Regions from separate parts of the Homo sapiens genome. Here region 1 is linked to region 2. The links are chromatin contacts, found by Hi-C in ENCODE. All regions are on one chromosome and are shown on one strand. The core of a region is the stretch at or near the end of the contact, and the rest is flanking DNA. Distances in the headings are between cores, read along the strand shown.

What was found. A loop is a pair of places that touch in the nucleus more often than their neighbours do. Pooled maps may share reads with other maps.
Region 1: a pooled map shows a loop between it and region 2 (2.9-fold over the local background). The contact joins two enhancer-like sites. A Hi-C loop is called at or near these places in 1 of 37 single-sample maps with no recorded cell type and 8 of 50 pooled maps.

What each region holds. Positions count from the first base shown.
Region 1 is chr15:52,368,759-52,371,856 of GRCh38, forward strand. MYO5A (myosin VA) reads right to left here. Exons shown (of 42, transcript NM_001382347.1): 22 at 1,411-1,659. Among named protein-coding and RNA genes, the nearest start is that of MYO5C, 75 kb to the left of the region's middle. Within about 2 kb of position 1,518, at least 3 of the 41 ENCODE cell types and tissues checked have a DNase peak (open chromatin) inside an H3K27ac peak, as active enhancers do.
Region 2 is chr15:52,732,000-52,734,872 of GRCh38, forward strand. No RefSeq gene overlaps it. Among named protein-coding and RNA genes, the nearest start is that of ATOSA, 54 kb to the left of the region's middle. Within about 2 kb of position 1,317, at least 7 of the 41 ENCODE cell types and tissues checked have a DNase peak (open chromatin) inside an H3K27ac peak, as active enhancers do.

The DNA of each region.
Region 1 (3,098 bases), core at 268-2,767, 360 kb before region 2:
CTATCTCTGTGAGAAGTGGGAGAAAATGAAATGAAATGAAAGAAAAAATCTGAATCTGCTTGTGTGTTTATTCTATCAGACTAGAAAGGCAAGAACTTGGCTTTGAAAAGGAAAGGAGAATCTTCCCACCACACTTAACTACTGTACAGATTCTGAGGAATCCGAAGCTGGAAAGCTTCCGTGGTTTGGGGAGACTTAAAGGGAAGAAAAGAGATCTTAAACATTCAAGAGTATCTTTTTGAGTGCACGTCTTAATTCTGAGAGAACAAGCTTGCTGTATCAAAACAACATTATATAAAACAGAAAAGAATCTCACCTTTTGGCACTGCTGTTTCTATATATAGAGTACAGATCTAGAGATATAGGAGGAATTACTTTACTGGAACCTGTAATGCCATGGAAGGACTGCAATTTTACCAGCCACCCTATCCTAACCGACCTGCATCTAAGTTCCTGCTGTAGTTCTCACTGCATGTGCTGATATTAACATTTAGAAGTCAGTACAGACAAACCATATCAGGATTCTTGCCAGCAGTTACAGCTGACACAGGCAACTCTGTTTTCATTTAAAGATGGTAATACCAGCGGAATCTCTGAAAATCGATTACTTTTTTCCAGGAAGCCTAATGTTGAGGTACTTTTACAAATGTTTCAGCAGTACATCTCATTACTACTTGACAATCTTAATGTCTTCTATACTTAATAAAGTTTTGATATGTTAATACAAATTTGAAGCGTGCAAGTACTGGTCAATCTGAAAGCATTTTGTGGGGAGGGTTCCATCTGCGTAAAGCTGTTGGTTGCAATCACTGTGCAGACATTTAGACTTCTCCTGCTTGGACTTCTTAATACAGCCTTAATGCAGGCTTCAACAAGGATCCCTACCATCAGGTACTAAATATTATGTCTAATGTTCCATTATTAGAACACTAAGCATGTGGGAGTTATTTATATTCTACTGCTCAAGGTCATTGCCAAAGACTGATTTTGCAATTCAAAAAATTGCAACCTTAGGCATAAATGGGTTAATCACATTAACCCTACTGAAGAAAAAGGAGTCTACGCCCCAGACTGACTTTTTTTTTAAAAGGAGTCTATGCCCCAGACTGACTTTTTTTTTTTTTTTTTTTTTTTAATATACAAGTGTTAGTAGGTACTTGGCCATTCTCTCCTAAAAATACAGCTTTGCCTCTGTTCTTATTAGAGTAGAAAGTTCTACTAAAAGACCTACAGCCTACTCATTGATAATGAGAAATAAATGCTTGGGAAACAGTAATAATGAACAGTAATTCAACTAAAATTTGTACTGCATTTCTAATAAAACCAACAGTGAGTCACACGGACCAAGTCATGATGACAGCACCTCTCTTTTGTGTACGGAGTAGATGGGGATATGGACATTATTCCTACCTGCTCTGTTTCTTGTTTGTATCGATCTGCATGTTCCTCAATGCATTTTTTCTCTGAACGAGTTTGCTCCAGGTCTTTCCGGAGCTTGGCAATTTCTTCCTGCAGACTAAGGACCCGCCCAGTGGCAACTTTCGCTTCCTCTTCACTTAGTTGAAGACGTTCTAAGTCACTTCGTAGTTTCTCAGTCTCAGAGTTGTATATTCCTTCCAGATTGGTTAGTTTCTCCACAAGGCATTTGTAGTCTTTGTTCTTTAAACATACACATAAGTAACAATAAGTAAATACACATATCATCAAATGTATTTAGTAAGAAAACCATGTTTATTCATCATATTCATGCTATATCATCATAACATTGATATAGTATCCAACCAAAATACTACAACATTTGCAATAGCACAACCAATACCTTCTAGGTGACACAAACAGAGAAGAAAACAGGCACAATTAATTCAATTCTGTTTGATGTGGTAAGCAAGATGGATGTGATTTTCTCATAGTCACAGGGTGAGTTACATAGTAAATTCTTAATTTCCTGATTCTTAATTCAGAAATAGGAGGATCTATACTTGTTTTTGAAAACAGATCAAAATGTTGCTAAAAACCATTTACTAGCTTAGTGATGCGTACGAATGATTAAAACAGCCTCAAAATCCCAAGTTGGCCAGGTGTAGTGGCTCACACCTATAGTCTCAACACTTTGGGAGGCCAAGGCAGGAGGATCACAAGAGGCCAGGAGTTCAAGACTAGCCTGGGCACATAATGAGACCCCGTCTTTACAAAAAAATTTAAAAATTAGCTAGACATGGTGGTGTGTACCTGTAGTCCTAGCTACTTGGGAGGCTGAGGCAGGAGGATCACTTGAGCCCAGGAGTTTGAGGCTGTAGTGAGCCGTGATTGCACTGCTGTACTTTAGCCTGGGTGACAGGGTGAGAATCTGTCCTAAAACAAAAAACAAAAAAAAAAAACCCTCTCCCTACACACACACACGTTTCTCACAAATCTTTATGTTTACTACCTCAAAATTTCTCCCTCCCACTCAGAAAATCTTCCATCCCATTTCATTCTGATCCCTGTTTTGCTTTGCTCTCCTTAGCATTTTTATATTCTTAATTACCTTTATATCATTTACATGTGCTAAAATATTAGTAACTATCTTTAATCAAACAAACTTTTATCTCTGCAACAGATTGCAAGTTCATCAGAAGCATCAACATTTTCCTGATGCTTTTGCTATTTCAATGCTAAACCAACTCATCTGTAAAATGAACATGATACCACATGAAAATAAATGATAATTTTGATAGAGCATTGCCAAGTACAAAATACAGTATGCCTGGTTCAAGCTGGTGTTTGAAAAATAAGTAACATACAATATGACTCTTGGTCATAAAGGTTTGAAGCATTAGTAGATCTCTGTTCTCAAAAATAATTTCCTGCCAGGCATGGTAGCTCATGCTTGTAATCCCAGTACTTTGGGAGGCTGAGGCAGGAGGATTGCTTGAGGCAACAGCCTGGCAACATGAGACCCTGTTTCTACAAAATAAAAAAATTAGCTGGGTGTGGTAGTACGTGCCTGTAGTCCCATATACTCAGAAGGCTGTGGTGGGAAGATCACTTGAGCCCAGCAGGTTGAGGCTGCAGTGAGCTGTGACCATGCCACTGAACTCTAGCCTGGGCGACAGAGT
Region 2 (2,873 bases), core at 67-2,566:
AGGTGGCTTGCTTTAGTAAGAGATAAGCTCATAAAACAGTATTTATTCAATAAAACCTGGCAAAATATTTTAGGAGTAAGTTAAGTTTTGCCAAGAGAAGTGCTTATAAACTTTGAGAGCAAGGTAGACCTTCACATATCCAGGCTTCTTCTACCTGAATTTGTTGCTGCTACTCTTGCTTTTGTCCCTTATGGGTTTAGGGTGCAGGTAGAGACCAGGCAGAGCAGTTGTGAAAGTAGAAGGGGTTGGGCCTTGCCCAGAATGAGGAGTGAGATCAGGATAGCGTTGTAAGTCAAAAATAAAAACAGACAAATCCATTTCCCAAGAGAACACAAGGGAGTTTCCTGTAGAAGCCTGTAACATTCTGATTTCTATACAAAACATTTCATGTTTGTGACTTACTTGATTCTAAGGTTAGAGTTAAGTAGACTCCATTCATATAATGAATAAATAAGTAGGTTTTGTGTTTCATGAGATTAAGATAAATGTGGTCTAACTGAGAAGTACCAGTTTCATACATGTTTGATACTTTATATAACTTGTATAATGATCATTTATGTCACTCAGCTTTTCCGTGTGACACTTTCTCCATTTATAAGATACACTTAGCATTCTGTCAGTTTAGAAACGTTTACCTGAATCTCAAATTTTAGATCTAACTTCCAGGTTACAAAAAATTCAAAGAATAGAGAAAAAGCTGTATAACATCACTAAGAAGCCATTAGACACATCCAGGAGGCCTGGCATTTGGCAGGTCAGCTGATGCCATGTCAACAGTCAGTAGCATGACAGAAAGAGACTGTTAGAGATTGAGAGACTATAGGGACATTAAAAAACAGGTGCAATGTATCGTCTTGTATTGGATCTTAGTTTAGAGAAACCAAGTATAAAGGACATTTTTAGGACAATTTGGGAAATTTGAGTTTTAATTAGGAATTATATATTAAAGAATATAATTATTTTATTTAATTTTTTCCCCAGAAAATCCTTACGCAGAAAGGAATATAACCATACCATTTGGCTACATGTAAAAATGTTATTTTGACTCTAAAAAAAGTTTTATTTGCAAAAGATGTACCCTGAAGTTAAAAAAACAGTGTTTTTCCTCTCCTTGAACTTTGAGTTCTTGAAGGTTACCAGACCAGGATAAACATGGCTATGCTACATTTTCATTTTTGTGCTGGTTGCTCAGAAGCAAGTGTCATTACTGACAACTGGGATGGGGTGTGTGGAGAGGAAATTACAGCAAATCAAAATGTTTGCAGCCATACATGGCTGTGATTCTTGAGTTACCTCTTTGTGGGTGTTGAGTTCTTGTATTAAGTTTTGCACCATCAGCAGAGCAGGACATGTGTTATGTAAAGCCAGGGTTCTTGCATCACAGTATTCAAGCCCTCTTACCCAGATCCTATCACATTCAGCTGCAGATGTAGCAAGAAGTTCCAAAGCAGGAAAAAAAAAAAAAAAAAAAGCATGTCCCAGGACTACAACCTGCCCTCTGGGTCTCAGTATATTATGAATGAAAGTGAACAATAAAGACTCCCTGTTGGGTGGGAAGGCAGAGGGAAGTCACTTGAGGCTTCAGGGCCCTCCAAGCATAGAAACCTCAATCATGCCTGAGTCTCTCTTTTCTAAGAAGTCCTTTCTCAGGAGGAACCAGTGAGAAGAACCAACTATTATCGGTGCGCTCCAGCTTCCTGGGCTGGAAGATTTGGACTAGACCTTGAGGTTCCTATAGAGACAGCTGCCCTTAGTGGCCCCCAACCTGGGCCTGGACCTGAGAGTCAGGAACAGCTCCCATTGGAACTGCCTCTTTAAGCTCATTCCTGTCTGTCCTAATATCCCTCAAGCCTAGGTCCCAGGGAGCCCTGCTGGATTCTGGCTGATTCAGAAGGCCATGTCCTACACATCCTTCCAAGTGGCTGCTCTGCTGAGTGGGCTGGGAGGAGGTGCAGCCTGCTGGGCAGTGAGCGTTGACTGAGTATTTTGATAGCACTGGGGAGCTCTCTGAGCAGGCACCACCATGCCCATCTGTCCATTAGCAGTAGGCTATGGATTAGGAGTGGTAGAAAGGATATCTTTAAATAGATTTCTTTGTTTGTTTGTTTGGTTTGAGGCCTAGTGATTGAGGTCACTCTGGGAAAAGCTTCAGGAAGCTCTGGTCAGAAACTTTGGGTTTTACATTTCACAACAATTATCCTTCCACTGGGGAAAAGAAAAGGTTAGTTAGGTGGGGTAGAGAAATGAGGACCAGAAGTTCCCCGCCTAGGAAAATCAGAATATGAAACATTATTGAAATACATATTAATATTTCATATGTCTTAGTCATGGCTGGGAGGGTTCAGCCTAATTGGCAAACTCAGCTTTATCAGGGAATCCTTGGTATCTGCTGCTGAAATGCAACTCAGATCCTTGTCACCTTTGAGCCTGTCCTTCACAGATAAAAGACATGAGTTTGGAATGGGTTTCTGCACTGTGGAAGGGGGAATAGACTTACTCAACGTCTTGGCTTTAAGTCCTAGCTCTGGTACTTGTTAATCTTGGTATTTTAAATAAGTCTCTTGGCAGGCACGGTGGCTTATGCTTGTAATCCAGCACTTTAGGAGGCCAAGGTGGGAGATCCCTTGAGCCTGGGAGTTGGAGACTAGCCTGGGCAACTTAGTGAGACCATTTCTACAAAAAACTTTAAAATCAGTTGGGCGTGGTGGTGCACACCTGTAGTCCCAGCTAACTCGAGAGGATAGCTTGAGTCCAGAAGGTCAAGGTTGCAGTGAGCTATGATCACACCACTGCACTCCAGCCTGGGTGACCAAACAAACAAACAAACAGAAAAAAACAACAAAAACAAGTTTCTTGACCTCCCCGGGGCTCAG